Regions from separate parts of the Homo sapiens genome. Here region 2 is linked to region 1. A link is a loop called in an ENCODE intact Hi-C map of the cell type or tissue named here. Cell type or tissue: mammary epithelial cell. All regions are shown on one strand.

Evidence for each region. Peaks named below come from ENCODE experiments on the same cell type or tissue, not always from the same donor. Only the 100,000 strongest peaks of a DNase experiment are listed, where the experiment ranks them.
Region 2: a loop joins it to region 1, with 6 times the contacts of the local background. A loop is called at or near these places in 3 of 110 quality-filtered maps.

The regions. Positions count from the first base shown.
Region 1 is chr17:44,348,163-44,353,162 of GRCh38, reverse strand. GRN (granulin precursor) reads right to left here. Exons shown (of 13, transcript NM_002087.4): 2 at 3,861-4,005; 3 at 3,612-3,737; 4 at 3,412-3,496; 5 at 2,823-2,935; 6 at 2,586-2,721; 7 at 2,363-2,472; 8 at 2,000-2,126; 9 at 1,703-1,800; 10 at 1,368-1,613; 11 at 915-1,148; 12 at 592-822; 13 at 57-502. The coding sequence starts at 3,998. The coding sequence ends at 365. Among named protein-coding and RNA genes, the nearest start is that of GRN, 5.4 kb to the right of the region's middle. RefSeq lists a silencer at 2,088-2,382. In mammary epithelial cell, a CTCF peak has its summit at 2,218 (motif pointing right); DNase peaks (open chromatin) are centred at 4,202 and 4,842; H3K4me3 peaks cover 190 bases; H3K27ac peaks cover 828 bases.
Region 2 is chr17:44,000,387-44,005,386 of GRCh38, reverse strand. NAGS (N-acetylglutamate synthase) reads right to left here and starts at 765. Exons shown (of 7, transcript NM_153006.3): 1 at 298-765. The coding sequence starts at 723. It also overlaps a transcript of PYY not described here. In mammary epithelial cell, no CTCF peak of the experiment used is centred here; a DNase peak (open chromatin) is centred at 2,746; H3K27ac peaks cover 581 bases.

The sequences.
Region 1 (5,000 bases):
TGAACCCCTGTTCTGGGGCCCTGGGGAGGGCAGGCAGGGCGGCAAATCAGACACTGTTAAGAAAGTGTACAAACTTTATTGAAACGCACACGCGCACACACACAAACACCCCTGTGGATAGGGAAAAGCACCTGGCCACAGGGTCCACTGAAACGGGGAGGGGATGGCAGCTTGTAATGTGGCTTTTGCCACAACCCCCTTCTGACAGGGAAGGCCTTAGATTGAGGCCCCACCTCCCATGGTGATGGGGAGCTCAGAATGGGGTCCAGGGAGAATTTGGTTAGGGGGAGGTGCTAGGGAGGCCTGAGCAGAGGGCACCCTCCGAGTGGGGTCCCGAGGGCTGCAGAGTCTTCAGTACTGTCCCTCACAGCAGCTGTCTCAAGGCTGGGTCCCTCAAAGGGGCGTCCCAGCGCGGGGCCTCCCTGCGCAAACACTTGGTACCCCTGGCTGCGCAGCGGAAGCCAGCAGGACAGCAGTGGCGCCGATCAGCACAACAGACGCCCTGGATGGTCAGAGGGGGGCGAGAGGGTTGGACGAGGTGGGACCTGGTCCCTGGCCATACCCAGCCCCAGGATGGGGGTTGGCACTGACCTGGCGGTAGGGACAGCAGGCCCAGCCCTGTCGGTTGTCTCGGCAGCAGGTCTGGTTATCATGGCAGAAGTGTCCTTCCCCACACTCCACGTCCTTCACACCCACGTGAGGGCTACGGGCCAGGAAGGTGGCAGGCTGGGCAGAGACCACTTCCTTCTCGCAGGATCGAGCCTTCACGTTGCAGGTGTAGCCAGCCGGGCAGCAGTGCTGGCGATCCTCGCAGCACACAGCCTGGCGGGGAAGGGAGCACAGAATGGCATTATGTTCCTGTCCCCTCACTGGGCTTAGCTCCCCTATCCAGGGGCAGGCAGGGAGGCACTCACATGGGGCAACTGGCAGCAGGCCCAGCTCCCACCCAGGCTCGGGCAGCAGGTCTGCCCCACCGGGCAGCTGGTGTGCTGGTCACAGCCGATGTCTCTGGGGTGGGATAAGGAAGCCCGGCGGGCAGGCATCTTCTCCAGTCCAGCCACGATCTCGCTTCCTCGCTGACACTGCCCCTCAGCTACACACGTGTAGCCCTGGGGGCAGCAGTGCTGGTGGTCCGAGCAGCAGACAGCCTGGGGGGTGGGCAGGAAAGGGCGTTGTAGGTAGCCACTATGTGGGGCGCAGTGCCGAGCCCCTACCTACTCCAGCCCGCCTCTCCTGCTTACAGCACCTCCAGCTGGGGACGAATCTGTCAGAGCTGGGTATCACCTATGGGCTATGCGGAGGGCAGAAAGCAATAGGAGCTTGGCCACCCACCTGCCCAGGCCAAGATGCTGTCCCCTCCCATATACCTCTGGGATTGGACAGCAGCCCCACTCCCCAGACGTGAGTTGGCAGCAGGTATCGGAGGAGGGACAGCTGCTGACATTATCACAGGGGACATCTCTCTTCAAGGCTTGTGGGTCTGGCAGGCTGAGGTGAGCTGGGGCCTTCTCCATCCAGGGCACCTGGTGGGGCCCCTGTTCACAGGTACCCTTCTGCGTGTCACACGTAAACCCCGCGGGACAGCAGTGTATGTGGTCCTCACAGCACACAGCCTAGGGCAGATGAAGAAGGGCAGGTGGGCACTGGGGCCCGGCTGCCTGCCACACTGTGCTCAGCCCACCCACCCGCCACCCCTGGGTACCTGGGTAAAAGGGCAGCAGCCCCAGGCCCCCGACTGTAGACGGCAGCAGGTATAGCCATCTGGGCAGCTCACCTCCATGTCACATTTCACATCCCCCACTGTGAGGGAAGCAGAGAGGACAGGTCAGAAGTGGCACTGGGGACCCTCAGGGGTATCAACCCTTTGCCGGCTCCACAGCTGGAACCAGGTGTTGAAGATGGAGGGTACCGCTTACACCACCTTGCAGTGATCCTAAGGCCAGGCCTAAAAGGGAGGAAAGGGGGCCCCACCCCTGTATCTGCACCCTGCCTCTGGTACCTGTGTGCGCAGGCAGCTTAGTGAGGAGGTCCGTGGTAGCGTTCTCCTTGGAGAGGCACTTACTCTGGATCAGGTCACACACAGTGTCTTGGGGGCAGCAGTGCAGGTGATCGGAGCAGCAGGTGGCCTGAGTGGGGACAGGGGTGGGTCTTTGTCACTTCCAGGCTCAGTAGCACACAGGGAGCAGCCAGGCTGATGGCTGGCACTGCCCCAATCCCCCACTAGGGGGTAGCATGAACCCTGCATCAGCCAGGCTCCCAGCAAGCAGCCAGCCAGCCCCATGCCACAGAGCCCCTGTAAGGTGCGTGTCAGGGCCAGGTGGCTGGGGGCACACAGCCAAGCTGGCTCCAGCCCCTCACTCACGTTGGGCATTGGGCAGCAGCCATACTTCCCACTGGGCAGCTCACAGCAGGTAGAACCATCAGGGCACCGGGACCGTGCGTCCGGACACATGACCGAGCTGGACAAGGCCACTGGAAGAGGAGCAAACGTGAGGGGCAGCCAGGATGGAGGAAACTTTTTCCTACACTTGGAGTCAATGAGGCCCCGCCCCAGCCCCTGGCCTGATGCTCTCCCACCTCCTCACCTGCCCTGTTAGTCCTCTGGGCAGGGAGCTTCTTTGCCAGGGGGTGGGTGCCCGTGGGTGTGATGCAGCGGGTGTGAACCAGGTCGCAGAAGGCACCGTGCGGACAGCAGTGCACCCTGTCTTCACAGCAGGAAGCCTGAGAAAAAATGGTCCTGACTCCGTCTTCACCCCCTGCCCCTGGCCCCCAACTCTGCCCCCACTTCCCTCCACATACCCCCATCTCCCCCAGATTTGTACCTGGGGCATGGGGCAGCACCCCCAGGAGCCATCGACCATAACACAGCACGTGGAGAAGTCCGGGCATTCGAACTGACTATCAGGGCACTGGATGGCACCCACGGAGTTGTTACCTGTGGACAAGATGACCCAGGATACTACCAGCCCACTCAGGGAAGGTGACTCCCCCATCACACAAGGAGCTGGTGGCACCAGGGCCTGCAAGCCCAGCTACTGGGGTTTGAGGGTGACACTAAGGCTCAGTGATCTCCTAGGCAGGCCTAACTCACCCTCCTCACAATCCAGTCCCTCCCTCAGCAAGATGGCATGGGGAAGGGGCACCCACTGACCATGGGTTGGTATTAGACCGGCCCAGCTCGACCTCTCCCCACCCCCACAACGCCTGGACCTGGAGTCTTGCACTTTCTCCCGCACCCTCCTATCCCCAGTGCTGCCCCTCTGTCCACAGCAGGGCTGTTGCTTAGTACAGATGCCACATGAATGAGGGCACAAGGGCAGGAATCAGGGCTGCCCCCGCCAGCTGGGCTCCTGGGTTCCAGACTCCACATGCTGCCCGTCTGCCTGCCCTGCACCCACACCCCAGCTGCACCTGATCTTTGGAAGCAGGATCGCCCGTCTGCACTGCAGTGGAAGCCCCGTGGGCAGCAGTGATGGCCATCCCCGCATGCCACGGCCTGTGGAACACAGAGAAACCTGCATTGGCAGGGCCCTTTTATCTGCAGGTGGTAGAGTGCAGGAAAAGCATAAATGCAGACCTAAGCCCCTCCACTGGGCTGATGGCACGCTCACCTCTGGGAAGGGGCAGCAACTGGAAGTCCCTGAGACGGTAAAGATGCAGGAGTGGCCGGCAGAGCAGTGGGCATCAACCTGGCAGGGGCCACCCAGATGCCTGCTCAGTGTTGTGGGCCATTTGTCCTAGAAAGACAGGGAAAATGATAAACCACAGACTTGTGCCTGGCGTCCTCCTCTGGCCAATCCAAGATGACCCTTTGGGAAAACCCAGGCTGCCAGCTCTTGCCTAGGCTGAGGGGCACTCACCAGAAGGGGACGGCAGCAGCTGTAGCTGGCTCCTCCGGGGTCCAGGCAGCAGGCCACAGGGCAGAACTGACCATCTGGGCACCGCGTTCCAGCCACCAGCCCTGCTGTTAAGGCCACCCAGCTCACCAGGGTCCACATGGTCTGCCTGCAAAGTACCAAGGAACGTCTGGCAACTGCTTAAGCCCACGCCACCCTTGATTCTAGGGTCACTCAGTACCCTAGCCCCAGGCCAAGGTCCTGGCCCAGGACTGCCTGAGCCTTCTCAACACCTCCCTGTCCAGGCAGGCAGAAATCTGCAGGGGCTGAGAGTCAGCTTCCTACAGCGCCCCGTGTGTGACACTTGCCCCAGCATGTGCGGACCTGTAAGCATGAATGCTGACATGCGTATATGTGTGGGTCTGAGTCCCCAGCACATGGCCTAATGCCTGGGCCTCACTGGGCAGGCTTATGAGAGTCAGGAAGACGTGATTTTTGTGGGTCTGATCTGTGCAGATGTGGGCCACCTCTGGGGTGAGGGGAAGGCATCAGTAGCCATGGGAGAGGACAGGGCTAGGGTGCAGGGAGGGAGTCCCCCCAGGAAAAGCCAGGGTTCCCCTCCAGATGCCTCCTTGCCTGACACTATGTTCATACCTGCACCCCGCTAAGGCCTTGCGGGAAGCGGCCACATGATGACATGGGAAACCACAGGGGTGAGAAAGTTGTGAAAAAGGAAATATGGTGGCCAGTGGAGTCTGGGCTGCCTTCCCCAGAGGTCACCATCTGCCCATGAATGTCCCCTCCTCACCCAGAGAAAAGGACACAGAAGCTGGGTCAGCCCTTGAGACACCTGTGTTCTGAGGGTCCCCCACACCACCAGGGCCCTCTGAGATTCCTCAAGCATGCTAAACCCTGCCCTTGCCTCTCCATCTATTCTGGAAGTGAAACTCAGCCACATGTGGAGAGAGACCACGTGTGCCCACTGGGCTGCCCATCTGAGTCACCAGGAGGAACTGAGCCTTGAGTCTCTGTGGAGAGCAGCCTCTCACTTCCTAAACAACTCTTCTCCCAGGCTCAGCTAGCCCAGCTAGTTCAGTGGGGTGGCCAGAGAGGTAACTCATAATGAAGAAGCAAAAACAGTAATGTCTGTTGAGCCTCTTGGGA
Region 2 (5,000 bases), 350 kb after region 1:
GCAAGCGGCTCCTGTCCAGGTCCTTCTGAACCCCTAACTGCGCCCATGTTGGGGGCCTTCTTCAGAGCATCACACCTGGCGGGTGGGGTCCCCCAGGATCCTCACTCGGGCTGGGCGGGAGGCTTCCGGAGGAGCTTACGGCCTCTCCCATTCCCGGCGGCGCTGGTCTGGGCCCTGCCGGGCTCCTTCCCGCTTCCGCTGCGCAGAGCCCGCAGCGTATCCTGCCATGCCTGAGGACAGGTGGCCGCACAACCCCATCCCCTCGCTGCGTCACGGCCCACGCCGGGCTCCGCTCACCTCGATGACGGCGAAGGGCTTGTCCGCGGAGTGATGGCAGGTCTGGAACTGCGTGAGCCAGTGGCGCGCCTCCCCAGGGCTGGCCCCGCACTGGTTCAGGAAGGCCTGGATGTCCCGCTGCACCAGCGAGCGGCCCGAAGGAGGCTCTGGGGACTCGTGGGGCACCGGGGGCCTGGGACTCGGCACCCACGACGGCTCCTCGGCGACGGGCGACTGGGAGACGTCGTCCGCGCCCGCGTACTCCTCGGGCGGGGGCTGGGGCTGCGACCAGGCGGTGCTGAGCCGGCGCCCCGGGCTGGTGCCCCTCGCCGCCCGCCGCCGCGCGCCACAGCTCAGCCTTCGGGCGCCCCCAGTGCCTCCCCGGCCTCTCAGCCTCGGGGCTACAGCAGCTGCCCGCAGAACCACAGCCATCAGCGCCGTCGCCATGACGACAACCAACTCTTGCCCCCCAAGAGTGGCAGTCTGTCTGGAGCGTCTGGCACTGGGGGGCTCTTAACTTGCCGTTGGGCGGGGCTGGACCTGGTCGGGGCGGGGTCCGGACAGGGGACCAGGAGTCTCCTCTGGGTGCGTTTGAGGAGGGTCAGGCCATGAGTCAGGGGGCGGGGCCACTAGGCTCCCCCGCCCCTGGAGGAACTGAACCCACTATCGGTCATGGGGCCGAGACTAAATGTGGCGGGTTGTCTTTAATCTGCTGCCAAGGTAGGTTCCAGGGGCGGCTTTGGGAGTCTGCAGGGCCTTGGATGATTGGCATTCTGACCAGAGAAGAAGGGACTGTAGGTGGCTTTGAGCACAGGGCTGGGCAGGGGGCTGGAAGGAGGGCGCTGGAAAGAGTAGAAGAAGGGGGGCAGTGGGAGGGCGGGGGCGGGTGGTGCTGGCCTTGTCTGTCCTGTTGCCTGAGCTCAAAAAAGATCCTAATGAATGACCATGAGGTTACCAGGGTTTGCCAAACTCCAGTCACTGGGTACCAGCTTGAGGAATTCTGTGATATCCTCAAAACACCCCTCAAAACTTATAATACTTTAGTGTTAATGCTTTTCTTTATCGAATATCACATCTGGTAAAAATAAAATAAAATAGAGTTTTTTATTTTGGTTTTTGAGATAGGGTCTCACTCTGTTGTTGCCCAGGCTGCAGTACAGTGGTGCAATCATAGCTCACTGCAGCCTCCACCTCCCAGGTTCAAATGATCCTCCTGCCTCAGTCTCCCTAGTAGCTGGGACCACAAATGCACACCACCATGCCCAGCTGATTTAAAAAAAAATTATTTTTTTTGAAGACGGGTGTTCACCATGTTGCCCAGACTGTTCGTGAACTCCTGAGCTCAAGCAGTCCTCCCACTTCTGCCTCCCAAGGTGCTGGGATTACAGGTGTGAGCTACTTCACTCGACCTCTGTAACCCTTTTTTTTTTTTTTTTTTTTGTTTGTTTGTTTGTTTGAGATGGAGTCCCACCCTATTGCCCAGGCTGGAGTGCAGTGTTGCGATCTCGGCTCACTGTAATCCCCGCCTTCTGGGTTCAAGCGATTCTCCTGCCTCAGCCTCCTGAGTAGCAGGGATTACAGGCAGACACCATCACACCCGGCTAATCTTTGTATTTTTAGTAGAGACAGGGTTTCACCATGTTGGCCAGGATTGTCTCAAACTCCTGACCTCGTGATCCACCTGCCTCAGCCTCCCAAAGTGCTGGGATTACAGGCGTGAGCCACCACGCCCGGCCCTCTTTAACCTTTTTAAACTTAAAGTTTATCCATGTTAGGTCTGTAACTAGGCCAGTATCACTTGCCATAAGCCTTAAGAATCAAGTGAGGAGGCGGGTGGGTCATTTGAGGTCAGAAGTTCAAGACCAGCCTGGCCAACATGGTGAAACCCCATCTCTACTAAAAATACAAAAATTAGCCAGGCAGTAGTGGCATGTTTCTGTAATCCCAGCTACTCAGGAGGCCAGAGAATCACTTGAGCCTGGGAGGAGGAGATTGCGGTGAACTGAGACTGTGCCACTGCACTCCCGTCTGGGCGACAGAATGAGACCCTGTCTCAAAAAAATTAAAATTAAAATTAAAATCAAAATTAAAAAAGAATCAAGTGAGAGGAAAACAATGTTATTACATTCCATTATATTCCATCTGCATAGCTTGCCTGCTTTCTTGGTAACATGGAAGGTTAGCAGGTGCCATGTGTTAAAGATACCCTAGCACCAAGCAAAGCCTTCTGTGTGGTAGAGGAATAGCTAACACATGTCGAATGCTAGGCACTATGCAAAGGACTTCACAAATAGTCATTCATTTAATCCTCTCAGTGACTCCAGGATAGCTATTATCATTATTCCCATTTTACAGATGAGAAAATGGAGGTACAGAAATATGTGAGGATCAGGGTCACTCAGCTCACAAGCCGTGGAGCTGGTCTAGGAAGCAGTTCTGCTCCAGATCCATGCTGTTAAGCAAGTTTTGGAAAGGAGTTGAAAGGCTTGAAAACATTCACAGGATATGATTCAATGTTACTTCATACTGTGTCCATGTGCTGGGCACTGTCAGCTGCACACATCCTGCCCTTGGGTACACTCTGATCCAGTCAGACCCTCTGTTGTTGTAGAGGGGGAAAGAGGACCCTCTGTTGTTGTAGAGGGGAGGTGACCTGGCCAAGGTCACACAGCTCGTCAGTGGCATGGCCAGACCCTAAGCACCCTCAGTTCCTACCCCTGCTCCTCCCTGCTTTCTTGCACGTGGTTTTGTCTCCCCATGCTGGAGTCCTGACACCTGGGGCTCTGCCTTTTTGGGGAGCAGGGCTTGGGCTACTTCCCTCCTGAGGAGTCTCCAGGGGAGGCCGAGTGAGTGCGCTTACCCGTTTCTGGGATCTTCCCCGCAGTCCCCCACCCCTCGGACACACTGTCCCGGGGGGGAGACTCTGTAGTGGAAGGAGGGGCTGACATAGGACCTCCTCATTGAGTTTTTTTGTTTTCCCACTTAGAAATCTTGGGTTCCAAGGCAAAGCATGAAGCAATGGCGTGGAGGGGCTGCACCCCCTACCTGGTGGGGCCACCTCCAGGGCCTTCTTTCTCTTCCCTCTTTACTCTCAGGCCCGGCCACACACACACTTCTCAGAATCCACTGGAGGAGGAGGTCTTAGCCTCCAGGGGCATAATAGTTTTCCTCTCCAAACTCCTTCAACCCAAATGTGCTTCTCTTTCCCTAGGCTGCAAGGCCAGCTCTTCATCACAGCAGGCCACCCCTGCTGACCCCTCTCCACTCAGAATTCCTTCTTGTCTCTGTCCTCTTTGACTCAGACTGGGGCTCCCTGAGGGCAGGACTGGTATCTCCCTCAGATGGGGGCTTCCTAGGGATCCACCCAATTCAGTCCCTGCTGACTGAATCAGCTCCATTGCCCCTGAGCCTATGAGGTGGAAATGGGCTGGGAAGCGGCTTCTGACTCCTTTGGGCTTCATCCCAGAGGGCCGTGTCCCCAGGCAGCCAATGGGGCCCAGAGATACCAGAGTAGATGATTAACTCCAGGCCCATTGACCCTGGGGCCACTGTGTCCCCTCCACCTCTCCTCTGGTTGGGGACTGGCCCTGCTTTCTGGAGGAGAAGAGTGTGAGTGTCTGGGGTCAGCACTCCTACCCAGCCCCACCCCTCTGAGTTGAAGGCCTACAGGATCATTGTTGATGTATGGGTCCAGCTCACATTTTTCTTCCTTTAAAGGTGGGTGTTATTTTGTTAGAGCAGAGCCTGTTGTCATTGTGCCCAGGTTCAGGGGCCCAGCTTCTCACCAGGCTTGGGTCTTGGAGATCCTGGGAGCAGAGACATAACTTCCACCCAGAAGGGTCCTGGGCCCCGAGCACAGTAGCCAGGTTTAAGCCCAAGGCTTTCCCTCCCAATACAGCCCTTCTTGGCCGCATCTCAGCCCAGCAGGGCATGAATGTGACAGGAATTGGCCAGGGTGAGGGGCTGGGGTTGACATTTGACAGTACCACATCACAGCTCCTGAGGGGAGACACACACACAAACATGCACAGTACACAAATACAGAGCCCCATAGCATTGAGATGCAAACAGATAAACGATGTGTAGACACACGGGTGTACAAAGAGACACAGTAGACAAACTTGGAGACCCACACCAGCCACAGTCACACAGACACTCATCTGTACGTAGAGGAATGCCCCTGTACACCATACAGGTGTACAGAGGTACACAGATCCACTCATACACGTTTGGATACAGAATTGTGCACTCACATAGGCCAGGTGTGGTGGCTCATGCCTATAATCCCAGCACTTTGGGAGGCTGAGGCGGGCGGATCACTTGAGGTCAGGAGTTTGAGACCAGCCTGGCCAACGTAGCGAAGACCTGTCCCTGCTAAAAAAAAAAATACAAAAATTAGCCAGGTGTGGTGGCTGACACCTGTAATCCCAGCTACTCGGGAGGCTGAACCTGGGAGGTGGAGGTCGCGGTGAGCCAAGATCACACCACTGCACTCCAGCCTGTGTGACAGAGCAAGACTCAGTCTCAAAAAAAAAAAAAAAAAGTGCACACTTAGGCATTCTCAGGCATTCTCAGCGACTGTGTCATATAGGAACACATGGACATAGACGTGAAAAGACACCAAGAACACAAAAACACACCCAGCTGTGGCCATTGACAGCTACAGGACACTTTGACACACCCAGAGTAGCACAGACCTCTTGACAGTGCCATCTGCCCTTATC